3 separate regions of the Homo sapiens genome follow, and regions 1 and 2 are each linked to region 3. A link is an interaction called in ENCODE POLR2A ChIA-PET data of the cell type or tissue named here. Cell type or tissue: K562. All regions are shown on one strand.

Region 1 (4,000 bases), 110 kb before region 3:
CTAATAATCAGGGAAAAAGCAAAAACAACACAATAGAGGAATGGCGCATAGGAGGCAAAATAGAAGAAACTGACCAGTCGCATTGGCTCACATCTGTAATCCTAACACTTTGGGAGGCTGAGGCAGGCAGATCACCTGAGGTCAGGAGTTCAAGACCAGCCTGGTCAACATGGTGCAACCCTGTCTCTACTAAAAATACAAAATTAGCTGGACGTGGTGGTGCATGCCTGTAATCCCAGCTACTAGGGAGGCTGAGGCAGGAGAATTGCTTGAACCCAGGAGGCAGAGGTTGCAATGAGCCGAGATTGTGCCACTGCATTCCAGCCTGGGCGACAGAGATGCTGTCTTAAAAAAAGAGAGAAGAAACTTACAAGCTGGGTCACCGTTTTTTTTGGTTGCCTTCTAAATGTCGGAGAGAATATGCTTTCCACATGAAGTTCTCCACAGAGACAAAGAATCATGTACTTTTTTCTTTTCTTTTCTTTTTTTTTGAGATGGAATTTCACTCTGTCGCTCAGGCTGGAGTGCAGGGGCACGATCTCGGCTCACTGCAGCCTCTGCCTCCCGGGTTCAAGTGATTCTCCTGCCTCAGTAGTATGGACTACAGGCATGTGCCACCACACCTGGCAAATTTTTGTATTTTTAGTAGAGATGGGGTTTCGCCATGTTGGTCAGGCTGGCCTCAAACTCCTGATCTCAAGTTCTCTGCCCATTTGGGCCTTCCAAAGTGTTGGGATTACAGGCGTGAGCCACCACACCCGGCTAGAATAGTGGAATAGTGTACTTTTGATCCAAATTTCTCTCTGCCTCTTTTCTTTCTCTCTCTTTCTTTCTCTCTCTCTCTCTTTTTCTTTCTTTCTTTCTCTCTCTCTCTGTCTCCTTCCTTCCTTCCTTTTTGCATTTTGGCAATGGCCTTTCACTTAATGTCTTTTCTCTTTATGCTCCGTCTTTGGGAGGAATGCGTGAAGAGTTGGTTGTGGGTGGGAGACATGGTGAAGAAGGCTGCTGGCATGGCTGTAGTGGAGGAAGCCAGGTATGTCCTTTCATTAGGTCAGATCATGTGAGCTGCATGGAGCTCGGTTCCTTTCATATGGAGAACCTGGGGTTAGGATGTCCCTGTGGCCCTAGATGGCCTCACTTTGTTCCCCTGAGCTTTAGAATCTTCGTCCTCGGCAGGGTTAGTGACGCACAACACCTGAGGCTTCGAGTTGCATTTAGGGAAGAAAGGGATCATGGCGCTCCCTGTTCAGCTGGCGAGCCGTGCTGGAGCCCTGCCATGGTGCCCCCGCACCCTCCTACCCCTGCTCCCATTCCTCCCCGCCCCTCACCCACTTCCCTTCACGATGGCCTAATGGGTCTGATGACTCTCTGAGGACTAGTTACAAATAACATTTGCATGGATCATTGAAGCGCTTTTTATCTCATTATGTCACTTAGTCCTCACACCCACTCTGTGAGGTGGATATTCTTGTCACTGGCATTTTATAGAAAAGAAAGTGGAGGAGGAACAGAGGGTGAAGAAGGCGCCCAGGCTCCCCCCGGGAAGCGCAGACCCGGCTGGTCTCAGGGCCAAGACTTCCAGATCCAAATGCAAGTCAGAAGTCGTCTTCTCTGAGGAGATCGAGACAGACGGTTGTGGAAGTGGTTACATGACTGTGTGTCAGAACATAGAACTGTACACCAAAAAAGGGAATTGTACTGTACATGAAAAAGGGGAATAACAACAAAAGATAGATGGTGGAGAGCACAGACGGTCAAAAGATGGCTTCAGCATACAGTTGACCCTTGAACCACACAGGCGTTAGGGGTGCTGCCCCCCACACAGTCAACATCCATGTATAACTTTTTTTTTTTTTTTTTTTGGAGATAGAGTCTCTCTCTGTGTCACCCAGGCTAGAGTGCAGTGGCGCGATCTTGGCTCACTGCAATCTTCGCCTCCCGGGTTCAAGTGATTCTCCTGCCTCAGCCTCCTGAGTGGCTGGGACTATAGGCGCCCGCCACCACACCAAGCTAATTTTTATGGTGTGATCACGGCTCACTGCAGCCTCAACCTCTTGGGCTCAAGTGATCCTCCTGCCTCAGTCTCCCAAGTACCTGGGACCACAAATATGTGCCACAACACTCGGCTAATTTTTTGTGTTTTTAGTAGAGACGGGGTTTCACCATGCTGGCCAGGCTGGTCTCGAACTCCTGCCCTCAGGTGATCCACCCACCGCGGCCTCCCAAAGTGCTGGGATTACAGGCACGAGCCACTGCGCCTGGCCAGGAAAATATATTGACTATTCATTAAGTGGAGGTGGATCATCAAAAGGTCTTCATCTGCATCTTCACGTTGAGTAGCTGAGGAGGAGGAGAAAGAGAAGGGGTTGGTTTTGCTGTCTCAGGGGTTGCCGAGGTGAAAGAAAATCTGCAAGTGGACCTGTGCGGTTCAAACCCTGTTGTTCAAGGGCCAACTATGGTGTGGTAAGAGCTATGGTACCTTAACAGACACTCCACGGGGCTGGGAGAGAAGTTGACTTGGATGGGGCACCATGGCACATGTTGGGATGATGGCAGTCTTTCGTATCTTGCTTGGAGAAGTAGTCACACAGCTGTACATATTTGTCCATATTCATCAAAATATACACCTAAGGCTGGGCAAGGTGGCTCACGTCTATAATCTCAACACTTTGGGAGGCCAAAGTGGGAGGATCGCTTGAGCCCAGGAATTCGAGACTAGACTGGGCAAAATAGTGAGACCTCATCTTTACACAGAATTAAAAAATTAGCCAGGCGTGGTGGCACACACTTGTGGTCCCAGACACTAGGGAGACTGAGGCAGGAGGATCGCTTGAGCCCAGGAGGTTGAGGCTGCAGTGAGCCATGATCACAACACTGCACTCCAACCTGGGTAACAGAGTGAGACCCTGTCTCAAAAAAAAAAAAAAAAACCAAATACACACACACACACACACACACACACACACACACACACACAGAGTTAAAATGTGTGCCATCTACTAAAATTCAGTAGGTTTTATAAAAAGTCAGTAAAATACAGGAATCACAAAAATTGTGCATACATATATACATTTATATGTATTTTAAATAGTTTGTTTTAATTGAAAACATTTAGCTATACAGTCATTTGCCAATCTTTTGTTGAAGGGAAAGTTCTTTCCTTTTTATATAGGTACTCTGTTTGGTATTCCTTGTGGCCTTTTTCTTTTTCCTTCTTCTTTTTTTTTTTTTTAAAGATGAGGTCTTGCTATGTTGCCCAGGTTGGGCTTGAGCTCCTGGGTTCAAGTGATCCTCCCACCTTGACCTCCTGAGTAGCTAGGACCACCGGTGTTAGCCACCACCCCCTCCTATGGCCTTCTTTTGCAGCTGGGATGTGTTGTGTGTCATTTCCAGTTTCCTTAAAGTGGAGTAAGAATTAAAAGTCACTTGGAAGGAACCTGGGTACAGAATCCCCCTACATTTTTATTACTGTTCTTTCTTTTTGGCCAAATTGTTACTGTCTTGCCTACCTTGAATTCAACAGCAATTTCTTCTAGCTACTTATATTTGTCAAAAATGTTCAAAATACTCACTTTACTTTTTTTAGAAACAACGCGCTTTCTTTCACATCCATATTTTATCTGTGTAGGTTATATTTAATTAAGTTATGTAAATATAATACCAAAAACAACTGGCATAAACAGGTTTGGGACTAAACATAAGTGATTCTTGGAAAATACTCCGAAAGTTGGAGCAGAAATAAATGCATGGCCTTCCTAGAGAGGAGCTTGCCTGCGGCACGTGTAACGTCAGTTGATTTCTGGAGGGACTGGACTATCTTGGTGGATCCAGTGTCTCGGCTCTGGGGACTCCAGCGCTATCCTGTGCCCCTGCCCCTTCCTGCTCGGCTCTGACCTGCTCCCTCCTCGCTGCTTCCATTCCTGGTTCTTTCATTTTCCTTTTTTTTGAGACGGAGTCTCACTGTTGTCGCCCAGGCTGGAGTGCAATGGCATGATCTCGG
Region 2 (4,000 bases), 210 kb after region 3:
GATTTCCCCATGCCTATCATGAGCAGGAATTTGTTGGGCACTAGGGCAAATAAAGACAAGCAATGTCTGATTCCCTGCATTGAGCTGACTACAGTTTGGTAAACACAAATATGAGGAATTCTACAAAAGACAAATAAACAAAGTGCCATGGGTCCACACAGGGAAGAGCTACAAGGCAGAAGAAACTGAGTTGCAACCTGGATTTTACTCTTAAAAACTAAAAAGAAAAAAAATTTCCTAAAAAGAATGTGAGACATATTTATTAAATCCACATTTCAAAATTTTATAAAACCTTATTGATAAATATTTTGAGAAGATTTGAAAAAATAGAGACACACTATTTTCCTATTTGAGAAAACTATAATTAAAAATATCAAAGTTATAAGCTTAATACAAATCAAATAACTATAATATGTTTTAGAAGCATAATCTTGTAAGAGTCTCTACTACAATTAAAAAAGTAAATGTAAGAAAAGCCAAGGAAGTCTTGAGAAACGGGAGTACTGAGAGTAGATATGCTCTCATGATTATGAAAAGATACTGACATGCTTTTCTCATTTGCTTTTCCTTCCACTGACTTCCCTCCTATTCTATGAGTAGCATCCATATATTTGGTAAAGTTTAAAAATGAAAAGAGAAAGAAATAGTTAATATTTACCTTATGAATTAAAGAAAGAATTTTACACTAAGATAAAAGTTTTTGAAAGTCTGGTTTTCCCAAAGAAGGAATTTGTTAGACACTAATATTTTCTGGCCAAGATTGAAAAGAGTAGGATTATAGTTTCTTCCACAGTACAGAGCAGATATCCCTTCTGCTCATGACAGTCAGAACATGGGGCCTGTCAATTAGGGTAGAAAGATGATATAAATTAGAAAAAATATGAATTATAGCCCCAAACTCCTGATTCTGGATGAAGGATTGTGGGATTAAAAGGTGAGACAGAGACAGAAGATGCAAGTGACCAATACTCCCATCATCATCTTTCAGGCAGATGGGGCAGAAGAAAAGAATGTCTGATGGAGTAAGGAAATCTGGGAGCTAGAACAGTCAGCTTCACTTCCCACTAAGACTGTACAAAATGACTGCCTTCCAGGAACTTCCCTGACACGTGGCGCGTGTGCGCACAAACACACACACACTTTCATACACACACACACACACACACACACACACACACACCACCAACCTCTTTCCTCTCCCTATGCCTACTCAACAGAAGCTGGAGATAGCCACTCCAAAATATATGCACAGAAACACAGGAAGATTGAGAAGGAATGTGAGATCAGCTCTGGCATCTCCCTTATTTCTCATGTGCCATGGAAGAAGGTACATTTAGGAAATGTACCTTAGGAAACTTCTGTGTGCTCTAAAGTAGTACGGGAAAGGTAACTTAAGATACAGATTGACGACTTTGCCAGAGGGATAAAGTAATTCCATAGCAAGAGGCCTGGAAGAGAGAATACCAGGCTCAGGGGGCCAAGCCAGACTTCAGGCTATCTGTGACACCAGGAAAGATGGACAATGCATTCTAGGAGCAAAAAGAACAGGTCTCAGACAGTTCTGGTAGTACCTCAAACGATAGTTCTGGTAGTACCTCGGTGGCCACAATTCCAGGGAGAGACCAGTAAGAAACCAGAAAAGACAGTAGATAGATTGAGGGTCTTGGTGTGCTTCCACCACTACAAGGTCACACAAGCCAACCCATAAGTCTAGATTCTGTTGTGGGCACGTCTGAGGAAAGAGATAATATTTGAATGAGTAGTATCCAGAAGCTGAAATATCCAAACACAACTATTTAAATTATTGGATAAGACCCAGTTTACCAGATGGGAGTAAGTCTGGTACTCTTCTTCCGGCCATCCAGTGACCAGGGTTCATCAAAAGGAAGAGATAAGAAAAATAAAGAAGCTATATTTTCTTTGCACACCTGAGTATACATAAGGTGTGATCCTACTACAGATTTCATGATGATTATTATATCTGAGAATTCAACAGAAATACCTTGCACATTAGAAACCAATATCACCTTAAGATTAACAGTGGACATTCAATTAAGATGGCAGAGTGAGCCCATTCATCTACCTCTTCTCCTACTAAAGACCTGAGGTCAGAAGGGCCTGGGGGTGTGGGCAGGCCACAAAACGACTGAGTGAAAAAACACCAATGATGGCCAGTACAACTCTAAAGACAAGTAAGTGTCAGCCACAGCATTTATCATGAGTCTAAAGTCTTTGTCTGAGGGCTTATAGTGTGAACTTTGAAATGGAGATAATAGCAGGCTAAAGACAATCTCAACGGAGAGGGGGGAAAAAGGAAGGCAACTCAGAACTAATCAGAACTCTCCCTGCAGAAAAATTCCTTTCCAACAGCAGAAACCGAGGGACAGGGCCCCGCTATTAGCCTTGTCTCTGCAAGTGCATGATAAGAAAAATGAGTCCAGGAACAGTAGCTCACGGTTGTAATCCCAATGAGACTGAAGTGGGAGGATTGCTTGAGGCTGGGAGTTCCACACCAGCCTAGGCAACATACAGAGACTCCACCTCTACAAAAACAGAAAAATTAATGGGTATGGTGGCGAGCACCTGTAGTCCCAGCTACTCGGGAGGCTGAGGTGGAAAGTTTCCTAGATCTTGGGTGGTCAAGGATGCAGTGAGCCATGATCACACTACTGTGCTCCAGTCTGGGTGACAGAATGAGATCCTGTCTCCAAAGAGGGGAGGGGAGGGGAGGGAAAGCCCACCTCTCACTCACCACAGCAAGCGGGAAGCCAACTGCAGAGTCCCATGGTCAGCCATGATGCTCAGTGGGTAAGACAGTATTTTGTAAAGGGGAATAATGAGCTGTACAGAATTACACCAGTTTCCAAGATTTCAAGGGCTATCATTCAACTATCAGCATCAAAAGAATTTAAGGTGTTTATGTGCCCTACTCTAGACTTACTGAATCAGATTTTTGTCCATGGGACCAGGAATCTACATTTTACCTGGGCCGCCAAGCAATGGGTATATACATTCAAGTAAGACAACCACTGATTGTGACCTTTACTTGAAAATACTGTAAAGAAGAAAGCTAACAATCACTGGCCACTTAATAAAAACCAAGAGAGGCAATAAAGTGTAGAAGTAGAGACACAATGACCCAAAGAAAATACAGTAAGGCAACAAAAATAAATAAAATGTTCCTAACTTTATTGGTATCTTGAGAGAGATACAAGAGGCCAGTATATGCACAGAACAACAACAACAAAAATCTGTTCTTATAATAGTCAAGGAACAAGAAGAATTTTGGGAAAATCAAAACAAAAATTATTTTTAAAATGAAATAATGTGACTTTCAGTGAATGTCAAGATGGAATAAGCCCTTTACAGCCTATCTCCCTCACTAATTACAACTAAAAACTCTGGGCAGAATACTAAAAGCAACCTCTTGAAAACTGAAAAATAACAATGTCAGGTGCGTTGGAGAAGAAAGTCAAAATATGAAGAATAACCAATATGAAGGTGAGTTTACTATTTTTTTTTAATCCTTCCTTTATCTACCACTTTGACCTGAGGGTGGGCAGAGTCCCAGAATTAGGCAGCAGACACACATGGCAAAACTCCAGGAGAAACCCCCTCTTTCTAGTGGGTGTAAAACAAGCATCTGTGGGCTACAGTGTGTGGTTTGGAGCAGTACGAGGGGAGTTCCCAGTTTCTTTTTTTTTTTTTTCTTCTCTGCTGACTCTGCCTCAAAGCCAGTCTGTTATGAAGCTGCACTACTGAGGCAGCACATCTGAAAGCCTAAGAGAAACCTGTCCTTCTGTCCTGAGAAACGGGAAAGGGTCCAGGGTAGTAGGAAGAATATGGGAAGAATCTTCACTATGTATTTCTCTGGGGCAAAACAGTGGGGGAGGGTGACACTAAGACTCTAAGAGAAAGAATAACCCCTGCCACTAGTGAAAGGACTAGGAAAAGAGGCTCCTGGGAGCCAGACAGCATAAGGAAAGTCTCTGAGAGGACA
Region 3 (4,000 bases):
CTCTAAAGGAACTGCTGATACCACCCTTCTACTCACGCTGGCTCGCCGGTGCCGCACCACAGCCCTCAGCTCATCTCGCAGACGCCTTAGTTTATGAATCTTGGTTCCAAGAGCACCTTCCTGGGCCTGCACGCTCTGCAGCTCTTCAGACTGTTTACGGGATCTGCTCACTTGGGTCTCTAGCCTTTCCAAGTGAGCTAAAACACCTAAGGAGAGTAAAAGGAGAATTTTACAAGAAGCTGAGGATTTCTCACTGTGGCAACAGGAAGCATCTCAGGGAAGAACAGGTGACTCTTTTTTTTTTTTTACCAGAACTTTGTGGCCAGCTGAATTGTTAGATATCTGTCAATTTATAAAACCAGGGGAGCTAACAATTGAAATCAAAGATCATCAACCTCCTAGGTTGGAGAGTGATGTAAAACAGGATCCTCCTCAAAGACAGCCCGAGAGAGGATATGAACTATCACACGCTGATTAGGCAGCAGTGTCTTATCTAGGTCTGCAGTTTATCGCAAATCCACATCTCTAGTGTGTAAAGGATGATTCTCTAGCTTTACCACAGGCCGGAGAGAAGCCCTCTCACAGCCGAGGGCGGTGGCTCACACTTGTAATCTTAGCACTCTGGGGGGCCAAGGCGGGTGGATCACCTGAGGTCAGGAGTTCGAGACCAGCCTGGCCAACATGGCAAAACCCCATCTTTACTAAAAATACAAAAAATTAGCCGGGCATGGTGGCGCATGCCTGTAATCCCAGCTACTCGGGAGGCTGAGGCAGAATTGTTTGAATCCAGGAGGCGGAGGTTGCAGTGAGCCAAGATCACTGCACTCCATTGGAGTGCCATTGCACTCCAGCCTGGGGGACAGAGCAAGACTGTCTCCAAAAAAAAAAAAAAAAAAAAAAAAAAAGGAAGCCCCAGACTTTATTTAATCGAGCTTCTTAAGTACACCCAGCATCTATTTTGTAGGGTTCATATGGATGAACATATATGAAAACCTTAATCTTCTCTCCTTGCCTTGGGACGGAATCCAAAAACTTATCTCATTCACCTATCCAATTAAGACTAGAAACCTCTTATGGTTTTTATGGCTAATAAAACCATTAAAAAAAAGTATGTGAGATCGGGCCGGGTACGGTGGCTCACGCCTGTAATCCCAGCACTTTGGGAGGCCGAGGCGGGTGGATCACGAGGTCGGGACATCAAGACCATCCTGGCTAACACAGTGAAACCCCGTCTCTACCAAAAACACAAAAAATTAGCCGGGTGTGGTGGCGGGCACCTGTAGTCCCAGCTACTCAGGAGGCTGAGGCAGAAGAATGGCGTGAACCCAGGAGGCGGAGCTTGCAGTGAGCCAAGATCGTGCCACTGCACTCCAGCCTAGGTGACAGACTCCGTCTCAAAAAAAAAAAATTTGTGTGAGATCAAATAGAAACAGACACGCACTATATGCAGAATTATCCTATTTTACTCATTGAGGCCTATCCCCTTGCTTTCTCAGAAACCCTAAATGATCAGTTACCCTTTTCTCTGCTGTGTTCATTTCCCTTCCACACACGCTCAAGTCTCAACTGTCTTCAAACACACACTCATATATATATATATATATACACACACATACACACACACACAATTTCATACACTCACAGGCCTATTCTTGCCCACAAATCCCCTTCAGCTACTATCTCCCTTTTCTCCCCTTTCCTTTCCAGGAAAACTACTTAAAAGAGTTGTCCATGCAAGTTGAGTATCCGAACGTTTTGGGACTAGAGGTGTTTCAGATTTCGGAATTGGGAGTATTTGCATTACACTTACTGGCTGAACATCCCATATCTGAAAATCCAAAACTGGAAATAAGCATTTCCTTTGACCATCATGTCAGTGCTCAAAAAGCTTCAGATTTTGGAGTATTTCAGATTTTGGATCTTCAGTGCTCAACTTGTACTCACTTTCTCCATTTTCTTGCCTGTGACTCATACCTCAACCCACTTGAAACTCACTTCTGTTCCCATTATTTTACAAAACCACTCTAAGATCAACAGTGATATCCATGTTGCTGAACCCAAAGGACATTTTTCAAGCTCCCTTATCTCACCTCCCAGCACTATATGCTCCTACTGATCACCACCTTCACGAAACCCTCTTTTCCTCTGAATCTTAGCATAGCGGCCTGTTGGTATGCCTTGTTCAACAGATGTTTATTAAGCATCTATTTTGTGCCAAGTACTATTTCAGGCACTGGGAACATAGTGATGAACAACAGACAACCTGTTTTTGTGACACTTACATTTTACCTCTCTGACCCCACTTTCTGCTTTGAAGGCTCCTACTCTCCTCCTTGACCATTAAATGCTGAAATTTTCCAGAGCTCAGTCCTAAGACCTCTTCTTTCCAGAAGAAATCTCATCAGTACCCACAGCCTTAATGGCCATACATGTCGATGCCACACAAATATGTATCTCTAGCTTATACCTCTCTCCTGCTTCTTGAGAAAGCAGAATATCCACCTGCCTTCTCAGTGTATCTACTTGGAAGACTTACAGGAACCTGACAATCAACATGTCCAAGACTGAATTCATCATCTCCCCTTCTAAACCCCTCCATGACTGGAACCATTATCCATCTATAGCTGTGTAAACCAGTACTTTCTTCCTCACACCTTCTCCCTGACCCAGTCCCAATCCATTACCAGATCCTATTGAATATACATTCCTAGTATCTCTAAAATATTTCCATTTTCCCCATCTGCAATGCCACCATTGTAGTTCAAGCTACTACCATTTCTGGCCTATTACAAGTTTCCTAGGTGGCCCATACACTGAAGCCATATTTCAAAATCTAAACTGGATCGTGTCATCCAGCTGGCTAAAGCCTTTCGATGACTTCACACTGCCTACGAGGCCTACTGGCCTCTGGATCTCTCTTACCCTCATCAGTATCATGCTGCTCCTTCTCTAGGCATTTCCACACAGGCCTCCTCTCAGGCTCTCAAACCCGCCCAGCGTCTTTACTGACCTGATCCCCCCACCCCCAACACACACACCAAAGGCTCTTCCACAGCCGCCCCTTATCCACCTTCACCTGCAGCTACTCTAGCTCGTTAGCACTCAATGCAAGCAGCATTTCCTCAGGGAAACCTTTGTAGCACCTTCAGAACAAGGTCAGGTGCCAGCTCATAAGCTCTCAAAGATCCTTCTGAGACAATACTATAGTTTTTTTGTTTTTGTTTTTTAAATAAAGAGATGGGGTCTCACTATGTTTCCCAGGCTGGTCTCAAACTCCTAAGCTCAAGCGATCCTCCCACCTCGGCTTCCCAAAGTGCTAGGATTACAGGCGTGAGCCACCGCACCCGGCCACTATAGTTTTAATTGTATATTCATTAGTGTGATTATTTGATTTGCTTATCTTTTCCACTGAACCTTAAAGTTCCAAAATCAGGGACCGTGTGCATTTGTGTTCACCCATGGATCCCTTAACCCTAGCACAAAGTGTTTACACATGGTAAACACTCCGGAAATGGTTATTTTTTTCTGAGACGAAATCTCACTCTGTTGCCCAAGCTGGAGTGCAGTGGCGCGATCTCAGCTCACTGCAACCTCTACCTCCCAGGTTCAAGCAATTCTCCTGCTTCAGCCTCCCAATTAGCTGGGACTACAGGCATGCACCACGATGCCCGGCTAATTTTTGTATTTTTAGTAGAGATGGGGTTTCACTATGTTAGCCAGACTGGTCTTGAACTCCTGACCTTGTGATCCACCCGCTTTGGCCTCCCAAAGTGCTGGGATTACAGGTGTGAGCCACCGCGCCCGGCCAACACTCCGGAAATGTTTACCGAAACACGGACAACCAGGCATGACACTCTTGGAGATTACATTCACTTGGCTCATGTCCACAGAAAAACCCACATTACCGCAATAATAATCGTGAGAAACCAAAATTCTAATTAAATAAATTAGTCCTAATAATTAGCACGTGATTAACTGCTTTATTCACCAATCTCTATTT

Evidence for each region. Peaks named below come from ENCODE experiments on the same cell type or tissue, not always from the same donor. Only the 100,000 strongest peaks of a DNase experiment are listed, where the experiment ranks them.
Region 1: POLR2A ChIA-PET joins it to region 3 with 5 read pairs; 4 of 35 experiments call an interaction of 5 or more read pairs at or near these places.
Region 2: POLR2A ChIA-PET joins it to region 3 with 7 read pairs; 5 of 35 experiments call an interaction of 5 or more read pairs at or near these places.

Annotation. Positions count from the first base shown.
Region 1 is chr2:24,901,012-24,905,011 of GRCh38, reverse strand. The region is part of intron 2 of ADCY3 (adenylate cyclase 3); the gene reads left to right. Among named protein-coding and RNA genes, the nearest start is that of ADCY3, 17 kb to the left of the region's middle. RefSeq lists enhancers at 747-1,246, 1,247-1,748. In K562, no CTCF peak of the experiment used is centred here; no DNase peak of the experiment used is centred here.
Region 2 is chr2:24,586,811-24,590,810 of GRCh38, reverse strand. The region is part of intron 3 of NCOA1 (nuclear receptor coactivator 1); the gene reads right to left. Among named protein-coding and RNA genes, the nearest start is that of NCOA1, 98 kb to the right of the region's middle. In K562, no CTCF peak of the experiment used is centred here; a DNase peak (open chromatin) is centred at 2,360.
Region 3 is chr2:24,795,881-24,799,880 of GRCh38, reverse strand. It overlaps CENPO (centromere protein O), which reads right to left. Exons shown (of 8, transcript NM_001322101.2): 3 at 37-206. Among named protein-coding and RNA genes, the nearest start is that of CENPO, 4.5 kb to the right of the region's middle. In K562, no CTCF peak of the experiment used is centred here; a DNase peak (open chromatin) is centred at 2,080.